7 separate regions of the Homo sapiens genome follow, and regions 1, 3, 4, 5, 6 and 7 are each linked to region 2. Evidence: chromatin contacts called from ENCODE Hi-C or POLR2A ChIA-PET data. All regions are on one chromosome and are shown on one strand. Each heading gives the region's core, a stretch centred on a gene start or an enhancer-like site at or near the end of the contact. The rest is flanking DNA. Distances are from core to core; before and after follow the strand shown.

Region 1 (3,257 bases), core at 507-3,006, 730 kb after region 2:
CATGTATGTGTGTGATTGGTGCTTATACTCACACAGTACCCCACACCACAGGAAAAAAACAGATAACCACAGCCTGACCATTAGAGCCAAGGCCAAACAGCAAAATAAGTTTGCCTTTAATTTATTTTCTTCATATCTTTTTTTTTTTTTTTTTTTTTTTTTTTCCGAGACGGAGTCTCGCTCTGTCCCCCAGGCTGGAGTGCAGTGGCGCGATCTCGGCTCGCTGCAAGCTCTGCCTCCCGGGTTCAAGCCATTCTCCTGCCTCAGCCTCCAGAGTAGCTGGGACTACAGGCGCTCGCCACCACGCCCGGCTAATTTTTTCTATTTTTTAAGTAGAGACAGGGTTTCACCGTGTTAGCCAGGATGGTCTCGATCTTCCGACCTCGTGATCCGCCCACCTCGGCCTCCCAAAGTGCTGGGATTACAGGCGTGAGCCACCGCGCCCGGCCTTCTTCATATCTTAAAGTTAGAGGTTAAGACTGTGGACAGACCCAAAGACATAGAGTTTTCTTCTCCTGTCTCCTGTGGCCCCAGAATTTTTTGTTCACTGTCTGATCTCTGGATGAAAGGTGGACAACAGGTGGCAAAGAGTGGTCTACCTGTGGTTATTTTATTTGTGCTGCCCTCTGCCCTTGCTATGGCCACTATCTATCGCACCCTCAGAACCGAAGATAGATGTTAGTAGAGAGAGGCTGTCTCCTCACCTCTGGCAGAAAAGGGATGTTCAGGGCCTCCACCCACCTGACATCAGAGCTGCACTTCAACGTGGTGGCTGTTGGCCATGTGTGGCTCCTGGGTGCCTGGAATGTGCCTGGTCTGAACTGCAATTTGCTAGAAAAGTAAAATACAGAGTTGGTTTCGAAGATTTAGTTCCAAAAATATATATAGTGCCTTAATAATTACATATTGCTGTGACCCCAGAAAATCTGAGACATCAGTTAATTTAGAAAGTTTATTTTGCCAAGGTTGAGAACACGCCTATGACATAGTTTCAGGAAGTCTTGAGGACACCTGCCCAAGGTGGTCAGGGAACATATTGGTTTTATACATTTTAGGGAGACATGAGACATCAATCAATATATGTAAGAAGTACATTGGTTCAGTCTGAAAAGGTGGGACAACTTGAAGCAAAGGCAGGAAGACACGAAGCTGGAGGGAGCTTCCAGGTCACAGATAGGTGGACTCAAATTCTTTTGAGTTTCTGATTGGCCTTTAGTTCCCAGCTTGAGTTTTCCTTAGTAATTTTGGGGGCCCAAGATATTTTCCTTTCACATTGCTCACATATTAAAATTATAATACTTTAAACATATTGGGTTAGTTACATTATTACAATCAATTCCACGTGTTTCATGTTTCTTTTTAAAGTTTGGCTACTGGAAAATTAAAAATTCACATGTGGCTCACATTTTATTTCAGAGGACTGCCTCCTTTTTAAAATCTCAGGCTGCCTGCTCAAAGGACCAGAAGCTAGGAAGGTGATAAAAGCTAAAATTTAAAAGTAATTGTTATTATATTCTTTTCATTTGTGACTAGCCATATAGTATATTTATAAATGCATATGACCTTACACACAAGGTTCAATGCAAACACCCTCTAGGGTGGGCCTGGCTCAGCTCGGAGGAAAGCCTGCCTGAAAAGGCTGCAGCTAGGCTGTCACGCTTCATTCTGCCCAGCAACTGATCACCCTCTGTCACTCAGGGCCTGAGAGGGCGGGTCTTAAACATTATCCAATCAGGCACGCAGCTGGAGCGACAGGACGGTTTCCGGAATATGGCGGGGCGTTTGGCTCTTGCTGCAGCCAGAGCTCCAGGTCTCGTCTTCATTTCTGTGTCCTTTGTTCTTAGAGGCCCAGCCTGTGTGGCCCTGTGACCCGCAGATATTGGGAGATACACAGCTAAGACTCCAGGACCCCCTGGAAGCCTAGAAATGGTGAGAGTGCCGAGTCTGACATCCCCAGAGAGGGGGAGGGGCTGGTCGGAACCGTGAGAAGTGGCCGTGGCGGACTTAGGTCTCCCGGCAGTCAGCTCCACAATCTGCGCCCGGAATTCTCCTTGCCCAGCTCGGCTTCAGTCCCCTTCAGCCATAAGATGGCGACTGTGCTGACAGCCGGGCCCCGGGCGTCCTGTCTTCCCTCCGCAGTGACTGTGCCTGACGTGTAGCCCTGTCTGGGGAGCTCTGCACGCGCAATTCCGCAGTCTCTCCCAGATTGTGCAAGAACCATGGGAGGGGCGTCAGGTGAGAATAGTGACTCGGGATGCGGGTTCATGAGCGGGAAGAGCTTTGGTCCGTGGGGTTCCCAGTTCCCATTCTCTCCTATTAAAAATCTATGGGAGTGGCCGGGCGCGGTGGCTTATGCCTGTAATCCCAGCAGTTTGCTGGGAGGCGGGCAGATCACTGAGGTCCGGCATTCGAGAACAGCCTGGCCAACATGGTGAAACCCCCTCTCTGCTAAAAATACAAAAATTAGCCGGATGTGGTGGCAGGCATCTGTAATCCCAGCTATGTGGGAGGCTGAGGCACGAGAATCGCTTAAACCCAGGAGACCAAGATTGTGCCATTGCACTCCAGGCTGGTTGACACAATGAGACTATCTCAAACAAAAAAAAAAAAAAAAAAGGGGAGTCACTGCAAAATATTAAAGAATTTAATTAAAGAGTGGTTCTAAAATTGTAAAGCACCCAGCTGTGGGATGTAGTTTGTGGTCCTTTGGAGGAGCTTGAAGGAAAGACTTTGCGCATGGTACAAAAACGCAAATTCAGTTATTGGTTAGGTAGGGTTACGTAGTTTCTTAATTTCCATCTTCAGCTTACAAAATTTCCTGGTTATGTAATCAGAGCTTAATTCCAGTTAATAGTTAACCCTGTATTTGTTTTCCCCAGTGTAGTAATTTACAAAAAAAAAAGCATTTGAGTTAGTTTTTTGTTTTTTTTTTTTTTTTTTTGAGATGGAGTTTCCCTCTTCTTGCCCAATCTGGACTGCAGTGGCGCGATCTCGGCTCACTGCACCTTCCGCCTCCGTGTTCAAGTAATTCTCCTGCCTCAGCCTCCTGAGTAGCTGGGATTATAGGCAGGCACCACCACGCCCGGCTAATTTTGTATTTTTAGTAGAGACGGGGTTTCTCCGTGTTGGTCAGGCTTGTCTTGAACTCCCGACCTCGGGTGATCCGCCCATCTCGGCCTCCCAAAGTGCTGGGATTACAGGCGTGAGCCACGGCTCCCGGCTTGAGTTAGATCTTTTAAAAGTAGGAATTCAGGGAC
Region 2 (3,028 bases), core at 182-2,681:
AATGGTAAACAAGCTTTAACCCACATCAATATCAATGCAGACAGAATAAACTAATGATATAATAAGCAAATGATATAATAAGCAAATAAATATAATACACAGATTGATATAATAAGCAAATTGCAGTAAGAAGAGGAGATGGGAAAAGATATATATATATATTTACCCTCACTAGACTATGGAGGATTACCAACTGAGTAGGAAGAAACAGCCCAGGCTCCAGAGTCGGCCACCCATTCATGCACAGACAAGGAGTCTCATGAAGCTTCAGGGTGGTCTGGGACCCTAGCTCTTTTGTAACGAGTTGTTTGGCATAAGGCCCAGTGAGGAGGGCCATTTGGGACTTGCCTCACGGAACACAAAAGGGTCAAGTTGTTTTTGTGATTGTCTATTGTTTTTCAACAACTAATGTATAGTAATAGAATGAAATAGACATTTCTTTGATACAGCTCTGGATGAACACCTCAGGGGCTCACAACCAGGACCTGTTCTGGGACTTGGTGACCATTGTGTCCACGTTCAATTGAGTTCAAATTTAACATTTAACTTTTCCTCCATAAATTCTCCTGTCTTCATGAATTGGCTCTGTCTAGGCAAAGGGCAAAATGAACCCCTTGGGCTGTTACATAACCTCCACCTCCTGGGTTCAAGTGATTCTCCTGCCTCAGCCTCCGGAGTAGCTGGGACCACAGATGTGCACCACCATACCCAGCTAATTTTTTACATTGTGAGTAGAGATGGGGTTTCACCATGTTGGCCAGGCTAGTCTTGAACTCCTGACCTCAAGTGATCCACCCACCTTGGCCTCCCAAAGTGTTGGGATTACTGGCATGAGCTACCTGTGCCTGACCCTAAATTATTTCTATCTCTTATAGCAGTTTGAAATTACTTAAAGGTTGTTTCAAGTTGAAAAAATAAGAAGAATGTGGATAAAAATAAAATATAAATAGATAAAAAAATTACAGGGATTACAAAATATATATGTAAATCTGGAGTGGTCAAAAATGACAAATTTGATTTATTTATAAGGTTTTATTAAAATTAGCTTTAATCGTTAATACACTATTACCAAAGTAAAAGCTGATTTTCTCTTGAACAAAAATTTTATGTATTATTAATATGACAGCAAAATACTTCTGTTCACCTTTGAATACATTCAACAAGACAGAGAGTAAAAAAGAGATAAAATGTTCCCATGCTCTGGCATGGACCAGGCTCAGCTCTGGGAGGAAGCCCTGCCTGAAAAGGCTGCAGCTTAGGCTGTCACTCTTTTCTTCACTCCGCCCAGCAGCTGATCACATCTTCTGTCACTCAGTGTCTGAGGGGGCGGGACCTTAAGCATTAGCCAATCAGAGGCGCTGGGCTGGAAACCGTCCAATCAGGCACGCAGCTGGAATGAACAGGACGGCTTCCGGATTTGGCGGGGTCTTTGTCTCTCCCTGCAGCTGGAGCTCCAGGTCGTCTGTTCACTGCTCTCTGTCTTCTTCTCCTAGAGGCCCAGCCTCTGTGGCCCTGTGTCCTGCAGGTATTGGGAGATCCACAGCTAAGACGCCAGGACCCCCTGGAAGCCTAGAAATGGTGAGAGTGCCGGTCCAGCATCCCGAGAGAGGTGAAGTGTCTGTGGCGGGACTCAGGCCTCCCCTCAGTCAGCTCCACAATCTGCACCCCGAATTCTCCTTACCCAGCTCTGCCTCAGTCCCATTCAGCCATAAGATGGCGGCTACGCTGACAGCCTGGCCCCCGGGCGTCCTGTCGCTTCCCCGCGCAGTGACTGTGCCCCTGGCCTGGAGCGCTCTGTGGGCAGCTCTGCACCCGCAGTGCCGTGTCTCTCCCAGATTGTGCAGGGACCACCGGAGGGTCTTCAGGGGAGAATGCTGACTCGCGGTGCGGGTTCATGAATGGGAAGAGCTTTGGTCTGTGGGGTTCACAGTTTCTCTTTTCTGCTATTAAAATTGTATGGGGCCGGGCGCGGTCGTTCAAGCCTGTAATCCCCGCACGTTGGGAGGCCGAGGCGGGCGGATCACTTGAGGTCAGGAGTTGAAGACCAGACTGACCAAAATGGGGAAACCCCTTGTCTACTAAAAATACAAAAATTAGGTGGATATGTTGGCGAATGTCTGTAGTCCCAGCTTCTCGGGAGGCAGAAGTGAGAGAATCGCTTGAACCCGGGAGGCGGAGGTTGCAGTGAGCTGAAATCCTGCCACTGCACTCCAGCCTGGGCGACAGAGCAAGACTCTTGTCTAAAAAAAAAAAAAAAAAAAAAAAATTATGGGAGTCACTGCAAAAATATCAAACAATTTAATCAAAGAGTGATTCAAGAATTGTAGAGCACCCAGCTATAGTTTGTAGTTTGTGGTCCATGGGAGAGGCTTGAAGAAAAGACATTTATAAAATGCATGATGAGGAAAACCAAATTCAATAATTTGTTAGGTTTAGTAATGTAGTTTCTTAATTTGTACAATCAAGGTGGAAATTTCCTGGTTATGTAATTAGAGCTTAATTGGCAGTTTATAGTTGCTGAAGCCTGAATTTTGTTTCCCCTAATGTAGTAATTTGCCAAAAAATGCACTTGAGCTTAGATTTTTTTTTTTTTTTTTTTTTAGAAATAGAAATCCGGGGACTAGAGCCTCTTCAGTCTAATTGCCTGCCACTTAATTATTTTCACATCCCACAGGGGACTGACTTTCCCTGGCATTTTTCACATGTGTCCCAAGCAGGGCCTCAAGTGTCCCCCATGTTCCTCAATTAATTATTATTATTATTATTATTTTTTGAGACGGAGTCTTGCTCTGTCGCCAGGCTAGAGTGCAGTGTCAGATCTTGGCTCACTGCAACCTCCACCTCATGGGTTCAAGCGATTCTCCTGCTTCAGCCTCTCCAGTAGTTGGGACTACAGGCAAGCGCCACCACTCCCAGCTAGTTTTCATATTTTTAGTAGAGATGAGGTTTCACCATGTTTGCCAGGAATGCTAGTTACCAAGGAAAAATATAGGGAAAATCTCTCTTCCATTTTGGCTGTAGACAATGA
Region 3 (3,349 bases), core at 380-2,879, 740 kb before region 2:
TTTCAGAGGAAAGGTATACCTGATTTCTCCCAGGCACAATGCACCAACCACTCCACAGAGAGGCCACATTCCCATACCTGGCAGGGTTGCCCCTGAGAGGAGATGGCCCAGGGGCTGATATTCACTAGACACCTCAGGAGACACAGCCACTGTGGGCATCTCATGTCATCCCCAGACAGTTCTGAAACTCAAAACCAGGAAAATAACACAGGGTGGCTGAGGATGCATTGCCCTGTGAAGTTTCCAAAGTGGAACCTCAACCCAAAAACATTCTGATAAGGTGTCTGTGCCTAGGAAAGATTAAAGGGAGATTGGCACAAAGGTTTTTGTTTTTTGGTCTTTTTTTTTTTCATGGTGGAGTGTTGGGATTATTCTCTGCTTTCATCTCCTGTAAAATGTTTGCAAATGAAAAACAATTCTTTTTCTAAAAAGTGCCATCCGCTGCTCTTTGAAATAATGATCAATCAAAATACTGTGTCTGAAATGTACAAAAAAGGACTAATAGTTGATAATGTTGTGAATTAGAGAGGGGAAGTTGGTGTTGAAGAATGTCAGGAAAGAACTGAAAATTTAAAATTCAACTGCAAGTCAGAGTTAGGCTGGGGCAACAGAGTGGTAGCTTTGAGATTCTGTTTGTCACACATTTGGAAAATCCAAGAGAAAACCACTTCTGTGGAGTGTTAAATAAATAGCAGGCAGTTAGACTGAGGTGGCTCTAGTACCCTGAGTTCCTACATTAAAAAAAAAAAAAATCAAAGGCAAATACATTTCTTGTAAATTGCTACCTTAGGGGGAAACAAAATTCAGATTTTTCAGATTTAAGCAACCACAAACCTTCAATTAACTTCTGATTACATAACCAGGCAATGACAACCTGAATAGTCTAAATAAGATGACTACATAACTGGAACGAGTCAGTTACTGAATTCGGTTTGCTTCATCCTGCACTTTATAAAAAACTTTCCTTCAAGCTCTTCGGCTGGACCCCCAACCACAAACCGTGGCTGGGTGCTCTCTGAGCATAAATCACTGTTAACTTCAATAAGTTTTCAACATTTTAAAGGTGACTCCCATAGTTTTTAAACAGGAGAAGGAAAAGACTGAGGACCCCCGGGATCACAGCACTTCCCACGCACAAACCACACACGGGGTCTGGACTCTGCCCTGAGGACGCTTCCATTGTCCCCGCAGTCGGGGCAGACGCAAGAACGCGCGCGGCTCTTCCCAGGGTGGGCTCCGGGCGGGAAGCGGGAGAACGGAACGGGATGCCCGCCCAGGGTCCCGGCTGCTGGCCCACCTCGCATCCTGTGCCCGGAGGTGATCGACGGCCGAGCTGTGCCTGCCGGGGACTCCAGTCCGCAGACTCCGGAGCTGACAGCTGGGAGGCCCCAGTCCCGTCACTGCCGGTTCCGGCCGGTTTCAACCAGCCCTGCCCCCACCTCGGGATGCGCGGCCTGGCACACTCACCATTTTTCGGCTTCCGGGATGTCGTGGAGTCTTAGCTCTGGATCTCACAGCATCTGCAAGTCAGAGGGCAACAGAGGCTGCGACAGTCACCGGGAACTACTAGAGCAGAGGATACTAAGCAATGAAGATGGACCCTGAGCTCTGGCTGGAGCGAGACAAAGGCCCCGCCAGCTCCAGGACACCGCCCCCTCTACCTTGGCTGCGCACCTGATTGGACAGTTCCCACTCTAGCGCCCATGATTGGATACAGTTCCATGCCCCGCCCCCTCAGGTCATGAGTGACAGGAGGCGTGATCTGAGAATGTGTTGAATAAGGCAAGAGTTACAGGTTTTTCCTGAACCCTTTTCTGGCGCGCTTCCTTCCTGAATTGGAAACTGGCCCTTCCTGGGGAACATTTGCATTTAACTTTGTATATAAAGTTATCTTTATTTGTGAATAGTATACATATGTTATTCACAAATGGAAACAATATAATGACAATTATTTTAAAATCTCAGATTTCATCATTTTCCTAGCCTCCAGTCTTTTGAGCAGGCAGCCTAAGATGTCGCAAGGGAGGCAATTCTCTAAGAAATAAACTGTGAAGCACATATGAATTTTACATTTTCTAGTAGCCACATTTTAAAAAAGAAACCAGGCGTGGTAGCCTGTGCCTGTAGTTCTAGCAACTAGGGAGGCTGAGGCGGGAGCATCACTTGAGGCCAGGAGTTTTAAGACCAGCCCGGGCAACATAGCGATGATCCCATCTCTACAAAAAATAATTAAAAATTTAGCCAAGTCTGGTGGTGCACGCCTGCAGTCCTAGCTACTCAGAAGGCTGAGGCGGGAGGATCACTTGACCCTGGGAGACCAAGACTGCAGTGAGCCACGATCACACCATTGCACTACAGCCGGGGTGACAGAGTGAAACCAAGTTTAAAAAAAAAAAGATCTCTGAAGAAGGCATTTTCTCTTTCTGCAATTTAGCCAAGCAGCTGAGTATGTCTTGAAGTCATCTTCTAATTTTTAACAGGGCAAGGATGTTTTCTAAAACCCCAGTCTCCAGAGTTGCCATGGGGCAAATCCCGGCAGCATACATGAAAATCACTCACAGCTAATGCATTCTTCATCAGATCCAGTGCTTCTTACCCCTGGCAAATAAAAATCACCTGCGGGGTTGGGAGCGGTGGTTCACGCCTATAATCTCAGCATTTTGGGAGGCCGAGACGGGCGTATCACCTGAGGTCAGGAGTTCGAGACCAGCCTGGCCAACATGGTGAAACCCCCATCTCTACTAAAAATACAAAAATTAGCCGGGCATGGTGGCACACGCCTGTAATCCCAGCTACTCGGGAGGCTGAGGCAGGAGAATGGCTTGAACGTGGGAGGCGGAGGTTGCAGTGAGTCGAGATCGCGCCATTGCAGAGTGAGACTTCGTGGGGAGGGTGGTGGTGGCGGCGGGGGGTGTGGAGAATGACTGGAGGGGCGGGGCAGGATGTAAACTTAAAATCCCTGAAGCCCAAGTTGCAACAGACCAATTAAATTAGAATCCTTGGAGTTGGATCTGGGCAACAATATGGTTTAAAGCTCTCAGGGTGATTACAGTGTGTAGCCAAGTACCCAAACTACTGCTTTTCACCAACAGCTTTTTCTTTTTTTTTTTTGAGATAGAGTTTTGCTCTTTTTGCCCATCCTGGAGTTCAATGGTGCGGTCTCGGCTCACTGCAACCTCCGCCTCCCGGGTTCAAGCGATTCTCCTGCCTCAGCCTCCCAAGTAGGTGGGATTACAGGCGCTTGCCACCACGCCCGCTAACTTTTTGTATTTTTAGTACAGACAGGGTTTCACCATGTTGGCCAGGATGGTCACGATCTCTCGACCTCGTGATCCACCCGCCTCGGCCT
Region 4 (3,258 bases), core at 429-2,928, 910 kb before region 2:
TTTGAGACGGAGCCTCGCTCTATCGCCCAGGCTGGACTGCAGTGGCGCAATCTCGGCTCACTGCAAGCTCCACCTCCCGGGTTCACGCCATTCTCCTGCCTCAGCCTCCCGAGTAGCTGGGACTACAGGCGCCCGCCACCGCGCCCGCCACCGCGCCCGCCTAATTTTTTGTATTTTTAGTAGAGATGGGGTTTCACTGTGTTGGCCAGGCTGGTCTTTAACTCCTGACCTCAAGTATTCCACTCACCTTGGCTTCCCAAAGTGCTGGGATTACAGGCGTGAGCCAACGCACCTGTCCCTAAATGATTTCTTTCTATCTCCTATAACAGTTTGAAATTACTTAAAGGTTGTTTCAAACTGAAAAAATAAAAAGAATGTAGATATAAATAAAATATAGTTAAAAAATTACAGGAGATTACAAATTATATATGTAAATCTCGAGAGGTCAAAAATGACAAATTTTGTTTATTTACAAGGTTTTATTTATGTATTTATTCATTTTTGGAGACGCAGTCTCACTTTGTCACCCAGGCTTGAGTGCAGTGGTGCGATCTTGGCTCACCGCAACCTCTGCCTCCTGGGTTCAAGCCATTCTCCTGCCTCAGCCTCCTGAGTAGCTGGGACCACAGGTGCATGCCACCACGCCCGGGTAATTTTTTGTATTTTTAGTAGAGACAGAGTTTCACCGTGTTAGCCAGGATGGTCTCGATTTCCTGACCCAGTGATCTGCCCTCCTCAGCCTCCCAAAGTACTGGGATTACAGGCCTGAGCCACCGCACCTGGCTTTACAAGGTCTTATTAAAATTAGCTTTAGTATTGATAATACACTATTACCAAAGTAAAAGTTGACTTTCTCTTGAACAAACATTTCATGTATTATTAATATGACAGCAAAGTACTTCTGTTCACCTTTTGAATACATTCAAAAAGAGAGAGAATATGAGATAGAATTTTCCCATGCTCTGGGATGGGATGCTCAGCTCAGGGAGGAAGCCGTTTGAAAAGGCTCCAGCTAGGCTAGGCGCGGTGGCTCACGCTTGTAATCCCAGCACTTTGGGAGGCCGAGGCGGGCGGATCACCTGAGATCGGGAGCTCGAGACCAGCCTGACCAACACGGAGAAACCCTGTCTCTACTAAAAGTACAAAAAATTAGACGGGCGTGGTGAGGCATGCCTGTAATCCCAGCTACATGGGAGGCTGAGGTAGGAGAATCGCTTGAACCCGGGAGGTGCAGGTTGCGGTGAGCCAACATCGTGCCATTGCACTCTAGCCTGGGCAACAAGAGGGAAACTCCGTCTCGGTGGGGGGAAAAAAGAAAGAAAAGAAAGAAAGAAAGAAAGAAAGAAAAAGAAAGAAAGAAAGAAAGGAAAGAAAGAAAGAAAGAAAGAAAGAAAGAAAGAAAGAAAGAAAGAAAGAAAGAAAGAAAGAAAGAAAGAAAGAAAGAAAGAAAGAAAGAAAGAAAGAAAGAAAGAAAGAAAAGGCTGCAGCCTAGGCTGTCACTCTTTCTTCACTCAGCCCAGTATCTGATCACATCTGTCACTCAGCGGCTGGGGAGGCGGGGCCTTAGGCATTATCCAATGAGGGACGCTGGGCCGGAAACCGTCCAATCAGGCACGCAGCTGGAGCGAACCACATGGTTTCTGGGGGCCTTTGTTTCTCGCTGCAGCGGGAGCTCCAGGTTTATCCTCAGTGTTCTGTGTCCTGTGCTTATAGAGGCCCGTCCTCTGTGGCCGTGTGACCTGCAAGTATTGGGAGAGCCACAGCTAAACCCCGGGACCCCTGGAAGCCTAGAAATGGTGAGTGCCGGGTCCAACGTCCCGAGAGAGGGGAGAGGCTGTTTGGAACGGTGGGAAGTGGCTCTGGCGGGACTCTGCTTCCTCACAGTCAGCTCCACAATCTGCCGCCGGAGTTCTCCCTGCCCAGCTCGGCCTCAGTCCCCTTCAGCCATAAGATGGCGGCTGCGGTGACATCCGGGGCCCGGCACAGTGATTGTGCCCTGGCCTGGAGCCCTCTTTCAGCAGCTCTGCACCCGCAGCACCGCGTCTCTCCCAGATCATGCAAGGACCACGGGAGGGTCGTCAGGGGAGAATCCTGACTCGGTTCCCTGCGGGTTCATGAATGGGAAGAGCTTTGGTCCGTGAGGTTGTTAGAAACAAGCGCTTGGTGCCGCAAAACAACACAAAACAAAAAACTACCCAGCACTTAGAAAATTTCACAGGAAGGCATATTTACTTCTGAAGAAGAGTGCTGCTCGCGTCCGACCTGATCGCAAGAGCACACAGAAGAAAGGAAGGAAGGTTTTTTTTTTTTTTGAGGCGGAGTTTTGCTCTTGTGGCCCAGGCTAAAGTACAATGGCGCGATCTCGGCTCACTGCAACCTCCGTCTCCCGGGTTCAAGTGATTCTCCTGCCTCAGCCTCCCGAGTAGCTGGGGTTACAGGCATGCGTCACCACACCCGGCTGATTTTGTATTTTTAGTAGACATGCCGTTTCACCATGTTGGTCAGGCTGGTTTTGAACTCCCGAACTCAGTTGATCCGCCCGCCTCGGCCTCCCAGTTTGAAAGGGGTTTTTAACCCTAAACGCCGTTATTGCCTCTGTGTCCTTCCCCCATTGGCCGGGGTCTGACCTCACAATCTAGGCTGACCCGATTGGCTACTTTCCAAATAAGGAAGGGGTTCGGGTCGCAGATTGGAACAGGCGGTTTGGGTTGTTTACGGAGCGGGTGTCTAGGTACAAAGAGGTACAAAAAAGTTGGTCCTAAGAACAAGGAACAAGAAAGTTAGGCCCTTGAAGAGGAATCTATTATATCTGTCAGGGTTCACAGTTTCCCTTTTCTCCTATTAAAAATTTATGGGGCCGGGCGCGGTGGCTCACGCCTGTAATAACAACACTTCAGGAGGTCGAGGTGGATGGATCACTTGAGGTCAGGAGTTGAAGACCAGCCTGGCCAAAATGGGGAAACCCCATCTCTACTAAAAGTACAAAAATTAGCTGGGTGTGATGGCGAATGTCTGGTTTTCTGTTTCTGCATTAGTTTTCTGAAATAATGGTCTACAGCTTTATTGATGTTATTGCAAAGGACATGATCATTTATTTTTAAATGGCCAGAGAGTATTCCATGATATTTATGTACCATATTTTGTTTTTACTAAATCTTTTATTTTATTTTATTTTTGGAGACAGAGTGTCACTTATTGCCCAGGCTAGAGTGCTGTGGAGTGATGCAGCCTTATTTAGCCTCAACCTCCCTGGCTCAA
Region 5 (3,310 bases), core at 556-3,055, 830 kb after region 2:
ATAGGGATGAAGGGGACTGACCATTAATCCAACCCAGAGTGGCTGGGGGCAGCAGGAGTGGCCTGCCAATTTGATTGAACCTCGTGTCCCCACTAACAAAGTGAAAATGGTTCACAGAATCTGGAGACAGGAACTGGGGGTGTGTGGGTGCATGTGAACCTACCTGGGACATGAGAGAGGCTCATTTCATCCGATGAGGAGTCCTGGGGTAGGAGTGATGGGTTTATGTGTGTGAATGTGGGAGCCTAACTAGGCTCACCCAGGACACAAGAGAGGTTCATTTCATCCAGTGAGGAGTCCTGGGGCAGGGGAGGTGTGTGAAAGTGTGTGAAAGAGATGGTCTCAGGAGAGGCCAACATGGGGACTGATGTGGGGAGGCACAGATCCCTTAGTGCAGGCTGTGTGCTCTGAGGCGAGTGTAGGCAAAATCAAACCTAGGATGTTGCATACGGCTGATAGGATCAGCTTTGCAGCTGCAGCAGGCTGTGACAGGGGAAGGCACATTCCTGGCTAAGCAGCATCCAAAACTCCTGTAATAGGACCCAGTCTGGTGAACCTGAGGGTGAAAATGAGAGTGAGAGTGCACTGCAAGGGAGGAAATGAGAGGGAAAGCATTGAAACCAACTCCTTTGGAGTGCACGATAAAGAATTTTTTTAAAAAAGGATTTAGAGGTGATTATGGGATGAAACTGGATGTTCAAAAGTTAAAGACATACTGTGAATTAGAATAGCCCTGTTTTAGTGTTGGATGGCTGGCCGAAGGCACTATAGAGAAATTGGCCATGTGTTTTAAGGTGGTGACTAGGATCAGAGGACAGCCAGGACATTCAGACCTAGTCTTTATATTGACTCATGGCTAAATGAATGCAGCCCTGCTTAGCAGTTTATTGTAGAACGCTCACAGCTCATGCCAAGAGAAACCAGCTGCACTGGCAGCTACAGAGTTAAAGGGAAAGTCACAGAGGCTTATAGCACCAAAAGCAAAAAGTGAAAGCCAAAAGTGAAAGTAAAAATCAGCCACCCTGGCAGCTATGGAGACAAAAGAAAAGTCTTAGGAAAAAGAAAACCAGTTTTGCAAGAACCACAGGAGGGAATAGAGACCCCTCCTCCCTACATTCCAATCTACCCCCCTTTACCAAGGCTAACTGCCCCTAAGGAGTTAAGTTCAAAGAGATACAGGCTCCCAGTCTCACCCGAGAAAGAGAAATCAGAGCTCTGGGAAGTTAAAGCGAAAGGCTGGAAAAGTCAGGCAGGCCATCTCAGGTCGAGCCATGCCCAAGTTATGCTTCTGCCTCTAAAAAGGACAAGAGGACCCCCACCAGGATGCAGATGATGCAGTCCACCTTCAGCACCCACAAAAGTGCCGAGAAGCACTTCTGCAAAGGCTAAAGGATGGTAAAAGAAAAAGGCAACCAATATAAAACATCTCAGAGGTGCTCCAGGGTGCAGATAAAAGCACCAGCCAGTTTTATGAAAGACTTTGTAAGGCATTTTGGTTGCACACTCCATTTAACCCTGAGGCTGCTGAAAATCAGTGCAAGGTGAATACGGCATTTGTAAGGCAGACCCAAGGAGATATCAGGCATAAATTGCAGAAGTTAGAAGCTCTGTAGGCATGAATGCTACTCAGCTTATTAAAGTGGCTACCAGGGTGTACATTAACGAGATCAGGAGGCAAAGAAGAAAGCTGATCAGAGGCTTAAGAAAGGCTAATTTACTAGCAGCAGCCCTTGTGGGAAGAGAAGCTGGCTTTGCAAAGAGGCATGGACGCAGGCGTGAACACAGTCACGGAAAAGGCTAGTCCGGACAGGAGTTTGAAAGCTGGCCAAGGCTAGAGAGAGATTTATGTGCACGGTGCAAAAGGAAAGGACACTAGAAGGATACACGTCAAAAGAATAAGGAGAATGGGCCGGGCATGGTGGCTGACGCTTGTAATCCCAGCACTTTGGGAGGCCGAGGCAGGTGGATCACGACGTCAGGAGGTCGAGACCATCCTGGCTAACACGGTGAAACCCTGTCTCTACTAAAAATACAAAAAAAAAAAAAAAAAAAAAAAAAAAAAGCCGGGCATGGTGGCAGGCACCTGTAGTCCCAGCTACTCGGGAGGCTGAGGCAGAAGAAAGGCGTGAACCCTGGAGGCGGAGCTTGCAGTGAGCTATCGCGCCACTGCACTCCAGCCTGGGTGACAGAGCAAGACTCCATCTCAAAAACATAAAAAGAATAAGGAGAATTGTCAAGGCCATGGTATGAAAAAAAAAAACCACCGGCCAAGGGCTACTGCACCCAGGAAAAACCCAAGACCCCCTGCACCTGCTGTGAAAGGCAGGATATAAAGTATCAGAAAACAGCTCAAATCTGCTCTAAAAGTGTCCAGTATTTAAGCTTTTATATAAACCAAGAGGAAAGATGGCTTAGTAGTAAACAAAAGCAGGCTGTTTGTGTACTTCCTACTCCAACAACCTGGTGTCAAATAAGAGAGTTCCTAAGGGCAGCAAGGTTCTGCCACATTTAGATCCCAAATTTCTTGCTCATGGCTAAGCCATTATACAAAGCCACAAAGAGGAGGAAAGAAAGAGCCTCTCCTCTAGGAGGCCAACCAGGAGAAGGCTTTTATTTATTTATTTTTTTTTGAAGCCACTCCACAAGTCACTCTATATTGCAAATTATACATAATAGTACACCTAATCAATATATAAATGTTATGGGTTAAACATCTACAACAAACAAAATAACATTTAACATCAAGAGAAAAGAAATGGGAAAAAAAGGTTAATGAACCAGTCCATGAAGAGCAACAGAGACAAAAAGAATCTCCTGGTCTGGGCCAGGCAGTCCAGTGGTCTTGCAAGGAACACCTTTGATGTGGGTAGAGCCTTTCGTGGCAGATGCCAGAGCCTTTCATGGCAGATGCCATGGAGCTTATCTTTTTTTTTTTTTTTTTTTTAAATTGATCATTCTTGGGTGTTTCTCGCAGAGGGGGATTTGGCAGGGTCATAGGACAATAGTGGAGGGAAGGCCAGCAGATAAACAAGTGAACAAAGGTCTCTGGTTTTCCTAGGCAGAGGACCCTGCGGCCTTCCGCAGTGTTTGTGTCCCTGGGTACTTGAGATTAGGGAGTGGTGATGACTCTTAACGAGCATGCTGCCTTCAAGCATCTGTTTAACAAAGCACATCTTGCACCACCCTTAATCCATTTAACCCTGAGTGGACACAGCACATGTTTCAGAGAGCACAGGGTTAGGGGTAAGGTCATAGATCAACAGCATCCCAAGGCAGAAGAATTTTTCTTAGTACAGAACAAAATGAAAAG
Region 6 (3,107 bases), core at 574-3,073, 880 kb before region 2:
TTCAAGTTTATTTAGACACAACTGGAGTCCCACGGGTGGTACCTGATGAATTCAAAGCCCAAGATCAAATAGCTGCAGGATTTAAATCAATATTTCCACGGGTAACTATTAATAAAAATGTAGATTAGATAGATAAATCACATCTATTATAATCAATATTAGTTTATTAATTACACCAGAAATGCTGTCAAAGAAATAGCCAACCAATTAAGGCCTACTAGCCAGATAACTTAGAAAAACAAAATGGCCCTGGACATAATATTAGCTGAAAAAGGTGGAGTTTGTGTTATGATTAAAACTCAAATGTTGTACCTTCATCCCAAACAATACTGCCCCCAATAGGAACATAAGAAGGGCCTTACACGAACTTACCACTTTATCCAATGAATTAGCTAAAAATTCTGGGGTCAATAACACGTTTTCAGAATGGCTAGAGAGGTGGTTCAGTAAACGAAAAAAAGTCATAGCCTCAATTCTTACTTCTCTTATAGTTGTAATAGGTGTACTAATTCTTGTTGGGTGTTGTGTCATACCATGCATCTGTGGGCTAGTACAAAGACTTATAAAAACGACACTTACGAAAACCTCCCTTAGTTCTCCTCCACCTTATTCAGATAAACTTTTCCTTTTAAAAGATCAAGTCAAACAACAAAGTAAAGGTATGTTTAAAAAGTTTTAAAAAGCGTGTGGTCGCAGTGGCTCACGCCTGTAATCCCAGCACTTTGAGAGGCTGATGCGGGCGGATCACCCGAGGTCAGAAGTTAGAGACCAGCCTGACCAATATGAAGAAGCCCCATCTATACTAAAGACACAAAATTAGCTGGTCGTGGTGGCACATGCCTGTACTCCCAGCTACTCGGGAGGCTGAGGCAGGAGAATTGCTTGAACCTGGGAGGCAAATGTTGTAGTGAGCCAAAATCGTGCCATTGCACTCCAGCCTAGGCAGCAAGAGCAAAAACTCCATCTCAAAAAAAAAGGTTTTTTTTTAATTATAAAAATTAAAAGGGGGAAATTGTAAAATACAATAAAATTCCTCTTCAAAGGTTTAGTCTTAACTTTCTTGTTCTTTGTTCTCAAACTCAACTTGCTTGTTCTCCATGCCTCCTTGCCCCTAGTTACTGTAACAACCTTCCTTCCCAACAGCTCTAATCAATAATTCACATCTGTTCCCTTGATTACTCACTCTGCAGCCTTCCCACCCTTCAAAACCACACGTCCCACCACTGTGACTTATACATGCCCCTTCCCTTCCTTATTTGGAAAAATATTTACAAATAGCCAATCGGGTCAGTTTAGATTGTGGGGTCCGACCCTAGCCCATGGGGGAGTAACACAGAGGAAGAGACTTTACGTTAAAAATAAAAACCCCTTCCCTCCTTTGTTCAGGGTGCTCTTGCGATCGTGATTAATGCAAACAAAAACCTTTTGCAGAAGTAAATTGCCTTACTAAAAAAACTTTTGCCTGAGTACTGGTTTCACTTTGCGACACCAAACACTTTACTTCCAACGGTATTATTAATATGACAACGAAATACTTCTGTTCACCTTTTCAATACATTCAAAAAGAGAGAGTAAAAAAGAGAATGTTCCCATGCTCTGGGGTGGACGTGGCTCAGCTCAGAGAGGAAGCCCTGGCTGAAAAGGCTGCAGCTTAGGCTGTTACTCTTCTTCACTCAGCCCAGCATGTGATCACATCTTCTGTCACTCAGGTCCTGAGGGGGCGGGACCTTAAGAATTATCCAATCAGGGACGCTGGGCTGGAAACGTCCAATCAGGCAAGCAGCCGGACCGAACAGGGCGGCTTCTGGTTTGGCGGGTCCTTTGTCTCTCGGTGCAGCCGGAGCTCCAGGTCTCCTCTTCACTACTCTGTGTCCTGTGCTCCTACAGGCCCAGCCTCTGTGGCCCTGTGACCTGCAGGTATTGGGAGATCCACAGCTAAGACACCAGGACCCCTGGAAGCCTAGAAATGGTGAGAGTGCCGGTCCGACATCCCAAGCGACGGGGAGGGGCTGGTTGGAACCGGTGGAAAGTGACGGTGGCGGGACTCAGGTATCCCCTTAGTCAGCTCCACAATCTGCGCCGGAGTTCTTGCCCAGCTCGGCCTCGGTTCCCTTCAGCCATAAGATGGCGGCTGCGCTTATAGCGCAGCCCCCAGGCGTCCTGTCTCTTCACTGTGCGGTGACTGTGCCCTGGCTTGGAGCCCTCGCTGGGCAGCTGCGCACCCGCAGAGCCGCTTCTCTCCCAGATTGTGCAGAGACCACGGGAGAGTCGTCAGGGGAGAATCCTGACTCGGAGTGCGGGTTCACGAATGGGAAGAGCTTTAGTGGGTTGGGTTCACAGTTTCTCTTTTCTCCTATTAAAAATTTATGGGGCTGGGCAAGGTGGCTCACTCCTGTAATCGCAGCAGTTTGGGAGGCCGAGGCGGGCGGATCACTTGAGGAGTTGTTAGGGCAGCTAAGTTCCTCTTCAGAGACTCAACTTCCTGGTCATAAGTTGTAAAAATTGTAAATCAACCCTACCCCTTCTTTTTCCCCATTCTCCTTTTCTCAAAACATCGCGCGTTTACCCTATATGGAAAAAGTTTGTGTCTAGCCCAACCAGGATCAGCTTAGATTGTGCGGTGGGACCTCAGCCAATATGGGAAGGACACAAAAACCGGAACTGCGTTAGGGTTAAATCCCCTTCCTGGCCCAGCGCGGTGGCTGATGCCTGTAATCCCAGCACTTTGTGAGGCCGTGGCGGGTGGATCACAAGGTCAGGAGTTCTAGGCCAGCCTGGCCAACATAGTGAAACCCCGTCTCTACTAAAAATACAAAAATTAGCCGGGATTGGTGGCAGGCGTCTGTAATCCCAGCTACTTGGGAGGCTGACGCACGAGAATTGCTTGAACCTGGGAGGCGAGGTGCAGTGAGCCGAGAGCTTGCCATTGTACTCCAGCCTTGGTGACAAAGTGAGACTCCGTCTTAAAAAAAAAATAGACATCTTAAAATTTCCTTCCCTTATGTAAATACTGTGTTTGAGTAATTTCACGGATTTTTCAAACACTGAGTTTCAAAAACCAAGTGAATAACTCTGACATGACAAAGCTTGAGCCTAGTGACTCCAAG
Region 7 (3,089 bases), core at 283-2,782, 990 kb after region 2:
AGTCTTTGTTTCCTTTTCGTGGGAAATATTTACAAGCGGATAACACATCTTCTTAAAAGCGCCATTTAATGCTTTGTCAAAAACAATTAATTAAAATATGGTATAAACAAGTACACTAAAGGACAAATAGGTGATAATGTGAATTAGGAAGGAAAAGTTGACATTTGGGAACGCCAGAAGAAATTGGAAATTTAGTATCTTACTGCAAGCCAGAGTGAGGCTGGAGAAATGGGGGACGGGGGTTAGACTTAACAACCTGCTTGGGACACAGGTGAAAAATGCAGCAGAAAATCAGTTCCCCGTGGAGTGTGAAAATAATTAAGAGACAGGCAATTCCACTGAGGTGTCTCTAGTCCCTGGGTTCCTACTTAAAAAAAAAAAAAATCTAACTCAGGTGCATTTTTTTTTTAATTACTACATTCAGAGAAAATGTAGGCTTAAACAACTATAAACTGTTAATTAACCTCTGATTACACAACCAGGAAATCTTCACCTGTATTGTACAAATCAAGAAACTACGTTACTGTAACCAATTACTAAATTTAGTTTTCTTCATCATACATTTTATAAATGACTTTCCTTCAAGCCTCTCCCATAGACAACAAACTACAAACCATAGCTGGATACTCTATGATTCTTGAATCACTGTTTGATTAAATTCTTTAGGCCAGGCGCGGTGGCTCACGCCTGTAATCCCAGCACTTTAGGAGGCCAAGGCGGGCGGATCACGAGGTCAGGAGTTCAAGACCAGCCTGGCCAACGAGGTGAAACCCCGTCCCAACTAAAAATACAAAAAAATAAGGCCGGCCCAGTGACAGGCGCCTGTAATCCCAGTTACTCGGGAGGCTGAGCCAGGAGAATCTCCAGAACCCGGGAGGCGGAGGTTGCAGTGAGGGGAGATCGCGCCACTAAACCCTAGCCTGGGCGACAGAGCGACTCCGTCTCAAACAAACAAAAAAATCGTTAATATTTGTGCAGTGACTCCCATACATTTTTAATAGGAGAAAAGAGGAACTGGGAAAGCCACGGACCAAAGATCTTCCCATTCATGAACCCGCACCCCGAGTCAGGATTTTCCCCTGACGACCCTCCCGTGGTCCCTGCACAATCTGAGAGAGACGCGGCGCTGCGGGTGCAGAGCTGCCAAGAGAGGGCTCCAGGCCAAGGCACAGTCACTACGCAGGGAAGAGAAAGGACGCCTGGGGTCCTGGCTGTCAGCGCAGCCGCCATCTTATGGCCGAAGGGGACGGAGGCCGAGCTGGGCAAGGCGCAGATTGTGAAGCTGACTGCGGAGAGGCCTGAGTCCCGCCACAGCTACTTCCCACCAGTTCCAACCAGCCCTTTCGCCGTCTCTCGGGATGTCGGACCGGGCACTCTCACCATTTCTAGGCTTCTAGGGGGTCCTGGCGTCTTAGCTGTGGATCTCCCAATATCTGCAGGTCAGAGGGCCACACAGGCTAGGCCCCTAGGAGCAGAAGACACAGAGAAGTGAGAGCAAAACCTGGAGCTCCGGCTACAGCGAGAGACAAAGACCCCGCCAAACCCGGAAGCCGTCCAGTCCGCTCCAGCTGCATGCCTGATTGGACGGTTTCCAGCCCAGCGTCCCTGGTTGGATAATGCTTAAATCCCCGCCCTGTCAGGCTTTGAGTGACAGAAGATGTGATCAGATGCGGGTTCAATGAAGAAAGAGTGACAGCCTAGACTGCCCCCTCTTCTGACAGGGCTTCCTCCCTCAGCTGAGCTAGGCCCATCCCAGAGAGTATTTGCCTTTAAATTTGTGTATAAGGTCATATGTATAAATAAATAATACATTATATAGCTATACACAAGTGAAAAGAATATAACAATTATTTTAAAATTTCAGCTTTTATGACCTTCCTGGCTTCTGGCCCTTTGAGCAGGCAGCCTGAGATTTTAGAAAAGAGAAAATCATCTAAAATGAATGTCAGCCACATGTGGATTTGAAATTTTCTAGTAGCCAAACTTTAAAAAGAAACAAGTTGAACTGATTGTTAACAATGTAATTCACCCATTATATTCAAAATATTATCATTTTAATGTGTGAGAAATATGTAATTATTGATAAAATATATAAATATTTGGAACTAAATCTTTGAAGCTGACTTTGTATTTTACCTTTCTAGCATATCGCATTTCAGACCAGGCACATTGTGGGAACCCAGTAGCCACACATGGACAATAGCTGTCACATTGAAGTGCAGCTCTGATGTCAGCGGTGTGAAGGGCCTGAACATCTCTTTCCTGCGAGAGTGAAAGAAGAGACTCTCCCTACAAACATCTCTCTTTGGTTCCTAGGGTGGACCAGATAGTTCCCATAGAAAGAGCTGAGGGCAGTAGGAATAAAATAGCCACAGGTAATAAACAACTGCTGGCCACCTGTTGCCCACCTTTCTTTTAGAGACCAGATAGTGAACAAAGGATGATGGGGCCACAGGAGAAAAAACAACTATGTCTTCAGTTCTGTCCACACACTTGAACTCCAGTATTTAGAGATGGAGAAAATAGATTAAAAACAAACATAGTTTGCTATATGGTCTTGGCCCTAACAATCAGGCTGTGTTTATCTGTTTTCTCCTGTGGTGTGGGGGACTATGTGAGTCTAAGCACCAATCACACGCATACATGTCTACAGGTATTTCTGCATTACCCAAAATTCTCTTACAAAACATCGAACTTTAAATCAGGGGAAGAAATCAGTACCTAGAGGGTGTCCACTGTTAGAAGCCAACTCTTAGTCAACCTGTCACTGAATCCTGGCAACTTATCTGTACTGGGTGCATGTATTAGTTAGCTATTGAGGCATAACAAATCATCCAAAACTTATTAGTTTATAATTGAAATGGTTGGCCATTTAGGCCGAGCTGAGTGGGGCCATTCTTCTGGTCTCAGCTGAGCTCCTTCAGACATGTATCATCACCTGCTTTTTGACTAGACAGCTGTGCATCTGGGGGTGAGCTTCTGCTCCTGGGTCTGTCAACAGGGGCACCTTGCTTCTCCTCTTCATGGTATCTTATTTTCCAGCTGGCTAACATGGGCATTATTCATGGAGATGGCAGCATTCTAAAAGA

The links. A loop is a pair of places that touch in the nucleus more often than their neighbours do. ChIA-PET counts read pairs that join two places held with the same protein, here RNA polymerase II (POLR2A). Pooled maps may share reads with other maps.
Region 1: a map of B cell shows a loop between it and region 2 (33-fold over the local background). The contact joins the promoter of ZNF429 here to the promoter of ZNF66 in region 2. A Hi-C loop is called at or near these places in 3 of 168 maps with a recorded cell type or tissue (B cell and naive thymus-derived CD4-positive, alpha-beta T cell), 7 of 37 single-sample maps with no recorded cell type and 14 of 50 pooled maps. POLR2A ChIA-PET finds 5 or more read pairs at or near these places in 10 of 52 experiments (CD4-positive, alpha-beta T cell, CD4-positive, alpha-beta memory T cell, CD8-positive, alpha-beta T cell and 7 more).
Region 3: a map of natural killer cell shows a loop between it and region 2 (24-fold over the local background). The contact joins the promoter of ZNF682 here to the promoter of ZNF66 in region 2. A Hi-C loop is called at or near these places in 2 of 168 maps with a recorded cell type or tissue (naive thymus-derived CD4-positive, alpha-beta T cell and natural killer cell) and 12 of 50 pooled maps. POLR2A ChIA-PET finds 5 or more read pairs at or near these places in 6 of 52 experiments (B cell, CD4-positive, alpha-beta T cell, HEK293 and 3 more).
Region 4: a loop to region 2 is called in a pooled map, with 7 times the contacts of the local background. The contact joins the promoter of ZNF253 here to the promoter of ZNF66 in region 2. A Hi-C loop is called at or near these places in 1 of 37 single-sample maps with no recorded cell type and 7 of 50 pooled maps. POLR2A ChIA-PET finds 5 or more read pairs at or near these places in 6 of 52 experiments (A673, CD4-positive, alpha-beta T cell, activated CD4-positive, alpha-beta T cell and 3 more).
Region 5: a loop to region 2 is called in a map of CD8-positive, alpha-beta T cell, with 6 times the contacts of the local background. The contact joins the enhancer-like site here to the promoter of ZNF66 in region 2. A Hi-C loop is called at or near these places in 1 of 168 maps with a recorded cell type or tissue (CD8-positive, alpha-beta T cell). POLR2A ChIA-PET finds 5 or more read pairs at or near these places in 1 of 52 experiments (T-cell).
Region 6: a loop to region 2 is called in a map of CD8-positive, alpha-beta T cell, with 2.8 times the contacts of the local background. The contact joins the promoter of ZNF93 here to the promoter of ZNF66 in region 2. A Hi-C loop is called at or near these places in 1 of 168 maps with a recorded cell type or tissue (CD8-positive, alpha-beta T cell) and 8 of 50 pooled maps. POLR2A ChIA-PET finds 5 or more read pairs at or near these places in 3 of 52 experiments (H1, activated CD4-positive, alpha-beta memory T cell and activated naive CD4-positive, alpha-beta T cell).
Region 7: a loop to region 2 is called in a map of naive thymus-derived CD4-positive, alpha-beta T cell, with 13 times the contacts of the local background. The contact joins the promoter of ZNF100 here to the promoter of ZNF66 in region 2. A Hi-C loop is called at or near these places in 1 of 168 maps with a recorded cell type or tissue (naive thymus-derived CD4-positive, alpha-beta T cell), 7 of 37 single-sample maps with no recorded cell type and 15 of 50 pooled maps. POLR2A ChIA-PET finds 5 or more read pairs at or near these places in 3 of 52 experiments (CD4-positive, alpha-beta T cell, activated CD4-positive, alpha-beta memory T cell and activated naive CD4-positive, alpha-beta T cell).

The regions. Positions count from the first base shown.
Region 1 is chr19:21,503,846-21,507,102 of GRCh38, forward strand. ZNF429 (zinc finger protein 429) reads left to right here and starts at 1,757. Exons shown (of 4, transcript NM_001001415.4): 1 at 1,757-1,929. The coding sequence starts at 1,927. RefSeq lists enhancers at 1,538-2,140, 1,756-2,075, 2,086-2,445, 2,141-2,742.
Region 2 is chr19:20,774,873-20,777,900 of GRCh38, forward strand. ZNF66 (zinc finger protein 66) reads left to right here and starts at 1,432. Exons shown (of 4, transcript NM_001355197.2): 1 at 1,432-1,578. The coding sequence starts at 1,576.
Region 3 is chr19:20,037,876-20,041,224 of GRCh38, forward strand. ZNF682 (zinc finger protein 682) reads right to left here and starts at 1,630. Exons shown (of 4, transcript NM_033196.3): 1 at 1,468-1,630. The coding sequence starts at 1,470. RefSeq lists an enhancer at 1,400-1,976.
Region 4 is chr19:19,864,204-19,867,461 of GRCh38, forward strand. It overlaps ZNF253 (zinc finger protein 253), which reads left to right and starts at 1,679. Exons shown (of 4, transcript NM_021047.3): 1 at 1,679-1,796. The coding sequence starts at 1,794. LOC124904664 (a long non-coding RNA gene) reads right to left here. Exons shown (of 4, transcript XR_007067169.1): 1 at 2,233-3,258. RefSeq lists an enhancer at 1,710-2,139.
Region 5 is chr19:21,603,591-21,606,900 of GRCh38, forward strand. All of the region lies in intron 3 of LOC105372323 (a long non-coding RNA gene), which reads left to right. Among named protein-coding and RNA genes, the nearest start is that of ZNF429, 100 kb to the left of the region's middle. Within about 2 kb of position 1,806, at least 11 of the 41 ENCODE cell types and tissues checked have a DNase peak (open chromatin) inside an H3K27ac peak, as active enhancers do; they include CD8-positive, alpha-beta T cell, where a contact is called at or near this core.
Region 6 is chr19:19,899,123-19,902,229 of GRCh38, forward strand. ZNF93 (zinc finger protein 93) reads left to right here and starts at 1,824. Exons shown (of 4, transcript NM_031218.4): 1 at 1,824-1,969. The coding sequence starts at 1,967. RefSeq lists enhancers at 1,794-2,393, 1,928-2,477, 3,026-3,107.
Region 7 is chr19:21,766,047-21,769,135 of GRCh38, forward strand. ZNF100 (zinc finger protein 100) reads right to left here and starts at 1,533. Exons shown (of 5, transcript NM_173531.4): 1 at 1,381-1,533. The coding sequence starts at 1,383. RefSeq lists a silencer at 1,520-1,697.